2 separate regions of the Homo sapiens genome follow, and region 2 is linked to region 1. Evidence: chromatin contacts called from ENCODE Hi-C data. All regions are on one chromosome and are shown on one strand. Each heading gives the region's core, a stretch centred on a gene start or an enhancer-like site at or near the end of the contact. The rest is flanking DNA. Distances are from core to core; before and after follow the strand shown. Region 1 holds the start of KIR2DL4 (killer cell immunoglobulin like receptor, two Ig domains and long cytoplasmic tail 4). Region 2 holds the start of NCR1 (natural cytotoxicity triggering receptor 1).

Evidence for each region. A loop is a pair of places that touch in the nucleus more often than their neighbours do. Pooled maps may share reads with other maps.
Region 2: a map of natural killer cell shows a loop between it and region 1 (4-fold over the local background). The contact joins the promoter of NCR1 here to the promoter of KIR2DL4 in region 1. A Hi-C loop is called at or near these places in 1 of 168 maps with a recorded cell type or tissue (natural killer cell) and 1 of 50 pooled maps.

Annotation. Positions count from the first base shown.
Region 1 is chr19:54,800,922-54,806,641 of GRCh38, forward strand. It overlaps KIR2DL4 (killer cell immunoglobulin like receptor, two Ig domains and long cytoplasmic tail 4), which reads left to right and starts at 2,689. Exons shown (of 7, transcript NM_001080770.2): 1 at 2,689-2,770; 2 at 2,970-3,005; 3 at 3,872-4,156; 4 at 5,030-5,323. The coding sequence starts at 2,731.
Region 2 is chr19:54,904,748-54,910,046 of GRCh38, forward strand. It overlaps NCR1 (natural cytotoxicity triggering receptor 1), which reads left to right and starts at 1,401. Exons shown (of 7, transcript NM_004829.7): 1 at 1,401-1,474; 2 at 1,552-1,587; 3 at 1,776-2,060; 4 at 4,498-4,776; 5 at 5,271-5,299. The coding sequence starts at 1,441.

The DNA of each region.
Region 1 (5,720 bases), core at 1,439-3,938:
AAGACCATTATCAAAAACATAAAAAATAACAAGGGTTAACGAGGATGTGGAGAAAAGGGAACATTTGTATGCAGTTGATGGGAATGTAAATTAGCACAACCATTATGGAAAACAGTCTGGAAGTTCCTGAAAAAATTAAACATAGAATTCCCATATGTGTCTGCAATCCAACTACTGCGCATGTATCCAAAGGAAGTGGAATCAGTATGTTGAAGAGATATCTGCATTCCCATGTTTACAGCCGCATTATTCATAACAGCCAAGATGTGGAATCACCCTTACTGCCCATCTATGGGTGCATGGACAAAGAAAACGTGGTATACGATAGGAACGTAATGAAGTACTATACAACCTTTACAACAAAGAAGGAAGTCCTCTCATTTGTGACAATGTGAAAAAACTTAGAGGACATTATGTTAAGGGAAACAATCCAGGCACAGAAAGACAAATGCCACATGATCTCATGTGTGGAGTGTAAGAAGTGGAACCTAGAGGAACAGTAAAATGGTCGTCGAAAGAACCTGGGATGGAGAGAGATTGAAGAGATGTTGGTCAAAGGATGCAAAATTTCAGTTAGAAGAAATCGGTTCAAGAGATCTATTGTATGTCTTGGTGACTCCAGTTAATAGCAACATATGGTGTATTGAACATTACTAAGAGATTAGATTTTACATGTTCTCACCACACACACAAAACATACAAGTATGTGAAAAAATAAATATGATAAAGAGGTTGTTTCATCCATTCCACAATGTGTACCTATATGAAAACATCATGATGGACACCACAAATACCCTTTTCCTCATTAATTAAATTTGTTTTGGTTTTTTTTTTGAGATGCAGTTTCACTGTTGTTGCCCAAGCTGAGGTGCAATGGCGTGATCTCCGCTCACTGCAACCTCTGCCTCCCAGGTTCAAGCGGTTCTCCTGACTCAGCCTCCCAAGCAGCTGGGACTACAGTTGCGTACCACCCCGTCCGGCTATATTTGTGTTTCTAGTAGAGACAGGGTTTCGCCATGTTGGCCAGGCTGGTCTCGAACTCCAGACCTCAGGTGATCCACCCGCTTCGCCCTCCCAAAGTGCTAGATTTCAGGCTGAGACACCACACCCAGCCTGTACATTGACTTTCTGCCCTTAAACTGTGCTGAAGTTTGTTTCTCAGATGTAGGAGCCTTTGGGCAGAGACTATGGGGTTTCTAGGTATAGAAATTATCTCATCTTCAAACAGAGGTAATTTGACTACCTCTCTCTGCTACTCTCTTCTTACTTGGATGCCTTATAATTCTTTCTCTTTCCTGATGGCTCTGTCTAGGACTTCAAGTACTATGTTGAATAGGATGGTGAGAGTGGGCATTCTTGTCTTGTTTCACTTATGAAGGGAACTTCTTCCAGCTTTTACTCATTCAGTATGATGTTGGTTGTGGGTTTGTCACAGGCGGCTCTTATTATATTGAGTTATGTTTCTTCAATGCTTAGCTTGTTGAGGGCTTTTAACATGAAGAAATGCTTAGTAAAAAGTATGTTCTACATGTGTGTTGAGAAGATCATGTGGTTTTTGTTTTTAGTTTTGTTTAGGTGATGAATCACATGTATTGATTGTGTATGTTCAACCAACCTTGCACCCTAAGAATAAAGTTGACTTGATCATGGTGGATTCACTTTTTGATATGCTGCGGGATTCAGTTCTTAGTATTTTTTGTGGATTTTTGCCTCTATGTTCATCAGGAATATTGGCATGTAGTTTTCTTTTGTTTAATGTTCTTTTCTGTCTTTAGTATCAGGGTGATGCCAGCCTTATAGAATGAGTAAAGGCCACCCTGGGCAAACAGTGAGACCCATCCCTTTTTAAAAATTATGAGTTTTACAAATTTAAAATGCATAGTGAAAAAGTTCTTACAAACTCCAGAAAGATAGGTGTAAATAAGAGACATTTGTAAGAATGACAGCACATTAAATGTGTAGATTTCAACCTTCAGTTATTGCAATATTCCAGTATCAAGTTGGAGGATGTTATCAGTCTGATATTTTTTCCTCAAATGAGAGAGAGAAAGAAAGACACACAAACAACACAGGGAGAAAAAAAGCACACGTTACAGAGAGACAAAAAGGGAGACAGGGAACTGTGAATTTGGACTCTTGTGTCATAAGACAAATTCTAGATAACACGACCAGACCTTCAATTGACATATTGTGTTTTTGCTAATAAGGTGGAATTCTATGATGCGAAATAACTATATAGTCTTTTCTACTGGGATTTAAATCATTTTATCTGTTTCTGGCTTAACAGGAAAAATACAACCATGGAAAATTATGATGATTTATTTAATACGATTGCTCTATAGTGTTAATAAAACCTATTAGGTATTTTGCATATTACATATCAAGGAGAGTTTGAATCTCAGGTAGAAACAAAAAAAAATACATCAAATTTCCTCATGTGAGTGCAGAATTCAATCGTCCCGTGCAGGGGTAAGTGAGTCTGAGATGTGTTTTGAGCCTGGCCGTTGCGCATGATGTGAAGTGACAAGTCTAGTCTGCAGTTTTCAGAAACCCTCATTCCTCCCTTGACTGATTCACCACTTGAACCTCATATGACGTAGAAGAAGCCTACCTATGTCCCCTTCACATGTTGTGGTCAATGTGTCAACTGCACGATCCGGGCCCCTCACCACATCCTCTGCACCGGTCAGTCGAGCCGAGTCACTGCGTCCTGGCAGCAGAAGCTGCACCATGTCCATGTCACCCACGGTCATCATCCTGGCATGTCTTGGTGAGTCCTGGAAGGGAAGGAGCACCAGGGTTACACTATGGGCCTGCAGATTGGGTGTCTCCCCAGCAGAGAGCCATGTTCTGAAGCAAGTGAGTGGTGAGGATGAGTTAATTTTCAGTCCAGCGTGGCGCCCAGTGGCTCAGGAGGAAAGGGTAGGTTGCTGCCGAGATGAATAGTTCATCATGATCTTTCTTTGCAGGGTTCTTCTTGGACCAGAGTGTGTGGGCACACGTGGGTGAGTCCTTCCCCAAATGATGGGTTGCCATCTTCACCCCAATACAAGTGAATTTTCCAGAAATGGGAGGGAGGCAGCACAGAGGGTGGGCTGATGGGCTGACCATGGGAAGGCCTGGGGGGAGTCTCTCATGAACTAGTAAGAGGAGATCCTGGGAGTCTCTCATGAACTAGTAAGAGGAGATCCTGGGAGTCTCTCATGAACTAGTAAGAGGAGATCCTGGTATGCTCAGCCCTCTGTTTTGTCTTAGCCCTCCCCAGCCTTTCTTCCCCATGGCTGAGTTGAGCTCTGTGTGGCCCAGGCGGGATACTGAGGTGCTCAAAGCTGGGGTGTGTGGGGGGATGTGGTGTCACCGACAGAGGAGGGAAGGGTAGCAGTGTTAGGAACAGCAGGTCCTCTGAGGACAAGAGGGTAACTCACACCCTCCAGCGTTTCCATGACGGTAGGGGCTGCAGTGTGGCTGCTGTCATTCTGCCAGAAGAGGTGGGGGAACCACAGCCACGACCCTGCCATTCCAAATCCTCTGATGGAGCTCAGTTGTTTATTGTGGTTCAGGCATTAGCTAATATTCCATTCACAAAGGTCATACCCTCCACCCCATGTCTACTTTGTGTTCTTTGGTGTAACTAATCTTGCAGTATTAAAATCTAGTAAGAGTCCCTTACTCAGCACCTGCTCAGTTCTCAACTGACACTTTTGTTGTAGGGAGACGCCACGTCTATGCGGGATGGGTCCTTCCTGTAGCCCCAGGCACCCAGGTGTGGTAGGAGCCTTAGAAAGAAGAAATGGGGAGAATCTTCTGAGCACAGGGAGGGAGGGGCAGCTCAACATACTCCTCTCTGAGGCGGCATCTCCTTCTCCCCAAGGTGGTCAGGACAAGCCCTTCTGCTCTGCCTGGCCCAGCGCTGTGGTGCCTCAAGGAGGACACGTGACTCTTCGGTGTCACTATCGTCGTGGGTTTAACATCTTCACGCTGTACAAGAAAGATGGGGTCCCTGTCCCTGAGCTCTACAACAGAATATTCTGGAACAGTTTCCTCATTAGCCCTGTGACCCCAGCACACGCAGGGACCTACAGATGTCGAGGTTTTCACCCGCACTCCCCCACTGAGTGGTCGGCACCCAGCAACCCCCTGGTGATCATGGTCACAGGTCAGAGGGCTCCTGTCTGGGCTTCTCCTTGTCCCACCTCCTGAGTCCCAGAGCTTCTGGTGGGGGTGTCCACCAGAGTCCGATCATCCAGGCCCCAACTATATTTGGGGTAAAGGGGGATTGAATACAGGGGAATGGGTGCTGTGTTGGAAAGAATAACTGTCCCCATCGATGGCCACATTGTAATCCTTGGAGCCTGTGACTATGTTATAGGGCAGGGGACTGAAGGGGAAGATGGAGCTCAGGTTGTTGATGAGTTGACCTTGAGATGGGGAGATGGCCTGGACTCTCCCACTGGGCTCAGTGTAATCACAAGGGTCCATATGAGTGGAGAAGGAAGAGGAGAATGGGGATTAGAGCAGCATCGTGGGATACTCCACCAGCCACTGTGGGCTTTGAAGGTGGAGGAAGACCACGAGCCACGAAGGGGCTGGAGAAATCAATGGAACTGATTCTCCCGAGTCTCCAGAGGGAATGCAGCCCTGCAGATGCCTTGATTGTAGCCCAGGAAGAACAGGGTCTGATTTCTGTCTCCAGAAGTGGAAGGGGTCAGTGTGTTCTCTCCTGCCGCCATGTTTGTGATAATTTTCTCCAGCAACAACAGGAAACCAACACAGGAACCCAGGTGAAGGACAAGTTAAAAAACCAAACAAGAAGGTTGGCTACCCTGAGATCAGCAAGGGTGCACTGCTGATGCCACCACCAGGCTGGAACCACATAGGGAGGGATCGACAGGAAGAGTTGGGGGTGGAGGGTGAGAGAGAGAGAGAGAGCACTAGGCCATAGAGCAGGGCAGTGAGTTCTCAGCTCAGGTGGGAGGGGAGCTGTGACAAGGAAGAACCTCCCTGAGGAAACTGCCTCTTCTCCTTCCAGGTCTATATGAGAAACCTTCGCTTACAGCCCGGCCGGGCCCCACGGTTCGCGCAGGAGAGAACGTGACCTTGTCCTGCAGCTCCCAGAGCTCCTTTGACATCTACCATCTATCCAGGGAGGGGGAAGCCCATGAACTTAGGCTCCCTGCAGTGCCCAGCATCAATGGAACATTCCAGGCCGACTTCCCTCTGGGTCCTGCCACCCACGGAGAGACCTACAGATGCTTCGGCTCTTTCCATGGATCTCCCTACGAGTGGTCAGACCCGAGTGACCCACTGCCTGTTTCTGTCACAGGTGAGGAAAGCCAATGTCTGTCCCATGTCCTATGGTCCTAGAGCCTTAGCTGAGGAGCTTCCTGCTGATGATGGAGAGAAGCATGGACAGATGTGGAGAGAAGATGCAGCATGGTGTGAGGGTGGGATCAGGGCACAGGATGGCAGACAGGGCACCTCCAAACCCTCCTGCATGGCCTGCATGGAAGCTTGCAGTAAGGGCTCCGGGTACCCAGGCAGATGGAGAAAGTGGTCAGGACAGACCCAGAGGAGGGAGACTGGGCTCAGTTTGGGGAGATCAGAGGTTCCCTCAGCCCCTCAACCTTACCCATTTCCCAGAAGCCCACCCTGGCCTCTCACCTACACAGAGATGTCATCACCAGCAACCCCTACACTTTTTCTTTTCCTTTGAAAAAATG
Region 2 (5,299 bases), core at 151-2,650, 100 kb after region 1:
TCTCGAACTCCCGACCTAAGGTGATCCACCTGCCTCAGCCTCCCAAAGTGCTGGGATGACAGGCCTGAGCCACCGTGTCTGGCCAGTATTTGGTTTTCTGTTTCTGTGTTAACTCGCTTAGGATAATGGCCTCTAGCTGCATCCATGTTGCTGCAAAGGACATAATCTTGTGATTTTTCAAGGCTGTATAGCGTTCTGTGGTGTATACATATCACATTGTCTTTATCCAGTCCACCTCTGATGGGACCTGGGTGGATTCCATGTCTTCACTATTGTGAATCCTGCTGCAATGAACATACAAGTGCATGTGTCTTTTTGGTAGAATGATTTATTTTCCTTTGGCTATATACCCAGCGATGGGATTGCTGGGCTGAATGGTAACTCTGTTTGTAGTTCTCTGAAATATCTCCAAACCAAACTGCTTTCCACAGTGGCTGAACTAATTTACACCCACCAACAGTGTATAAGTGTCCCCTTTGCTCCACAATCTCACCAGCATCTGTTAATTTCTGGCTTTTCAGTAATGGCCATTCTGACTGGTGTGAGATGGTATTGTTGAGGGATAATTTAGGAATCAGAGAGACCGAGGGGTTGAGGAGGATTTATTATTATTATTATTATTTAGGTGCACCGGCCCCAGTCAGATTAACATCCAAAAAGACTGAGGCTCGAACAGAGAGTCCGGTTACCTTTTAAGCATTTTGTGGGGTTGGGGGAGATCTGTGCAGGGGGAAGCATATTACAGAAGCAAGAAACAAAGGCAGTTATTCAATTGAGACATGCATCACATTATTCCTTACTTTTCAAGAAAAATATGTTTTACGACTTGAGGTTATCCTGTCTAGTGACCTTGCAGCCGCACGGCAAGAGAAACAGGGTCTTCACAATGCCTGGGAAAGGGAGAGATAAGGCTCACTAGCCACAGACAGAAAAACAGGCAGTTCATGTTTAAAGGACTCCACCTCTTTCTCTTCCTCGGGGGGAACTGGGTTTTCTTAAATACAACTGAGTTTTTGTTTACACATTCTGTAATTTCTTTTAATTCCTGTTCCAGTATCTCACTGTGAAACTCCCTATGTTTTTATACGATTCTCAGGGGGTTTCCTCTGGGCATGATTGGGCACAACTTCCCACAGTCAGCTCTGGGTACGACCTCCACATTGCAGAATTGAGAAGTTGACCCAGAAATGCATTTTGGGCTGAGCAGACAATTGTCAGAGTTGCTGGCTAGACCACAGATGTGTCAGAGGGACCACGGCCTTTCTGTAAGCTCATGGTCAGAGGCGGAGGGGAGTTGTGAACGTTCTGATGAAAGCAGTCAACGTGAAAGCGCTCTGGTGATGGGCGCTGGTGCTCACCCACCACTTCCTGTGTATCTATCTCCCTGGCCCGCCCGGCTCAGTCCCCACTGCTCAGCACTAGGCCGGCAGAATCTGAGCGATGTCTTCCACACTCCCTGCCCTGCTCTGCGTCGGTGAGTTCTGGCGTGGAAGGGGAATGGGATCACGGTGTGCCTGGGAGGCAACAGGTCTCATTACTCCCGTCTTCCAGGGCTGTGTCTGAGTCAGAGGATCAGCGCCCAGCAGCGTGAGTCCTTCCTTCAAAGCCCAGGGTCACTCTTCCGGATTCAGGCCAAGCTCCTTCCACCCAAGCACGGCTGGGGTGAGGGGACAGGGTGCTGGCTTCCCAGGAGAGCTTGGGGCCAGCAGCTGGGTGGAGCCTAAGGTTGGGGGGAGGGGGCTCCGCTGGAACTCCAGCCTCTGATTCCCTTCCAGAGACTCTCCCAAAACCGTTCATCTGGGCCGAGCCCCATTTCATGGTTCCAAAGGAAAAGCAAGTGACCATCTGTTGCCAGGGAAATTATGGGGCTGTTGAATACCAGCTGCACTTTGAAGGAAGCCTTTTTGCCGTGGACAGACCAAAACCCCCTGAGCGGATTAACAAAGTCCAATTCTACATCCCGGACATGAACTCCCGCATGGCAGGGCAATACAGCTGCATCTATCGGGTTGGGGAGCTCTGGTCAGAGCCCAGCAACTTGCTGGATCTGGTGGTAACAGGTAACTGTCCGGTTCTCTAACTGGAGAGTGATCTCAGTCTGCATCCGGGATGCAGCATCATCTATGAACTCTTCCAAGCCCCACTCAGACACTGCTTGTCTCGGTAGGAGGCTGGAAGGAGGGGTGATCCCCATCACAATCCTTGCCTACAAGGGGTTGTCTGCAGACCGTGTCTCTACGTCCTAGGAGCAGATGTGTCCTCAGTCAGTTTCTCCATGACACAGATTCTGAGATAGATATTTGTATGCAGGGGTATGACTGAGGAATGTCCTCAAAAACAATGCCTGTGGGCCAGGCGCAGTGGCTTACACTTTGCTTCCCTCACCCATCACAGGTGGTGGGTTTTTTTTTTTTTTATCTGTTTTGAGACGGAGTTTCGCTCTTGTCACCCAGGCTGGAGTGCAGTGGTGCAATCTCCAGTCACTGCAACCTCCACCTCCTGGGTTCAAGTGATTCTCCAGCCTCAGCTTCCCAAGTAGCTGGGATCACAGGCACCCACCACTACGCCACATTTTGTATTTTTAGTAGAGATGGGGTTTCACCATGTTGGCCAGGGTGGTGTCGAACTCCTGACCTCAGATGATCCGCCCGCCTCACCCTCCCAAAGTGCTGGGATTACAGGTGTGAGCCATCACACCCAGCCAGGTGGTGGTTTTCTAAAAAAAAAAAAAAATTAGCTTTTTTTTTTTTTTAACAATATGGTTGTTTATTATTATTATCAAGTATTATACATAGTTACATATACATACATAATTGTATGTGCTATACAATTAGGTTTGTTTATACCAGCAACACCAAAAACACATGAGCAATACTTTGTGCTAGGAAGGCTATGATGTCATCAGGCAATAGGAATTTTTCAGTTTCATTATAATCTTATGGGACCACCATCATATATGTGGTACATTGTTGGCCAAAATGTCATTATGCAGCTCACAACAGTATTTCATGTCCATTCAAATATCTTCTTTTGTGAAATGTCTATTTAAATCTTTTGCCTATTTTTAAATTGGGTTGCTTATATTTTGATTGATTAGGAAAAGTTATTTCTATATTCTGTGTCATATACTTGTGTTGAAATATATATATTTTTTGTCTGTGCCTTTTCATTTGCTCAGGGTCTTTGGACCTTGTTTGGAGGTTCTGGCAGGGGAACACAGCTACTCATTTATTCTTTTTTTTTTAATTTTTTTAGTATTTATTGATCATTCTTGGGTGTTTCTCGGAGAGGGGGATTTGGCAGGGTCATAGGACAATAGTGGAGAGAAGGTCAGCAGATAAACATGTGAACAAAGGTCTCTGGCTTTCCTAGGCAGAGGTCCCTGCGGCCTTCCGCAGTGTTTGTGTCCCTGGGTACTTGAGATTAGGGAGTGGTGATGACTCTTAAGGAGCATGCTGCCTTCAAGCATCTGTTTAACAAAGCACATCTTGCACCGCCCTTAATCCATTTAACCCTGAGTGGACACAGCACATGTTTCAGAGAGCACGGGGTTGGGGGTAAGGTCATAGATTAACAGCATCCCAAAGCAGAAGAATTTGTCTTAGTACAGAACAAAATGGAGTCTCCTATGTCTACTTCTTTCTACACAGACACAGTAACAATCTGATCTCTCTTTCTTTTCCCCACATTTCCCCTTTTTCTATTCGACAAAACCGCCATCGTCATCATGGCCCGTTCTCAATGAGCTGTTGGGTACACCTCCCAGACGGGGTGGCGGCCGGGCAGAGGGGCTCCTCACTTCCCAGACGGGGCGGCCGGGCAGAGGCGCCCCCCCACCTCCCAGACGGGGCAGTGGCCGGGCGGGGGCTGCCCCCCAACCTCCCGGACGGGGCGGCTGGCCGGGGCTTTTTTTTTTTTTTTTGAGACAGTCTCGCTGCAGTGCAGTGGTACAATCTCAGCTCACTGCAACCTCTGCCTCAGCCTCAATTCTCCTGCCTCAGCCTCCCAAGTAGTTGAGATTACAGGCATGTGCCACCACACCCGGCTAATTTTTGCATTTTTAGTAGAGACGGGGTTTCACCATGTTGACCAGGCTGGTCTCAAACTCCTGACCCAGGAGGTCGAGGCTTCAGTAAGCAAAGATAGTGCCACGGCGCTCCAGCCTGGGAAACAGAGCAAGACCCTGTATCATTTTTAAAAATGGTTTTAGACGGTAAATCTTCTATTGTGTGTATTTGACCAAAATAATAATTAAAAAAAAAAAAAAAAGCTGGCTGCCAGGCATGGTGGCAGGCCCCTGTAGTCCCAGCTACTTGGGAGGGTGAGGCAGGAGAAACGCTTGAACCCGGGAGGCGGAGGTTGCAGTGAGCCAAGATCGTGTCACTGCACTCCAGCCTGGGCGACAGAGAGAGACTCCATCTCTAAAGAAAGAAAAAAAAAAATAGCTGGCTGCTCATCACTGAGTTTCTGGTGTGGTGGCCCCACCTTCTCTCATAGAAATGTATGACACACCCACCCTCTCGGTTCATCCTGGACCCGAAGTGATCTCGGGAGAGAAGGTGACCTTCTACTGCCGTCTAGACACTGCAACAAGCATGTTCTTACTGCTCAAGGAGGGAAGATCCAGCCACGTACAGCGCGGATACGGGAAGGTCCAGGCGGAGTTCCCCCTGGGCCCTGTGACCACAGCCCACAGAGGGACATACCGATGTTTTGGCTCCTATAACAACCATGCCTGGTCTTTCCCCAGTGAGCCAGTGAAGCTCCTGGTCACAGGTGAGGAAATGCTCAATTCCCCACACCCTTCGCCGCCATGTGCTACCTGGAGCCCTGAGGGATCCCCAGAGAGTGATGGGGAGGGTGTCCAAGGGACGTCCACTTCCTGGGTGCCTGGTTGGTCATGTGAGGAAGAACACCAGAAGCAGGAAGGAGGAGGGAACAGAGAAAGGAATGGTAAGGCGGGTGGATCACAAGGTCAGGAGTTCGAGACCAGCCTGGCCAAGACGGTGAAACCCCGTCTCTACTAAAAATACAGAAATTAGCCAGACGCAGTGGCGGACACCTGTAGTCCCAGCTACTCAGGAGGCTGAGGCAGGAGAATCGCTTGAACCCGGGAGGCGGGGGTTGTAGTGAACCGAGATCATACCACCGCACTGCAACCTGGGCGACAGAGCAAGACTCCATCTCAAAAAAAAAAAAAAAAAAAAAAGAATGGCAAGACCGGAGGAAACCAAAAACCCTTACTTTTTTTTCTTTATCTCCTTTTCCAGGCGACATTGAGAACACCAGCCTTGCACCT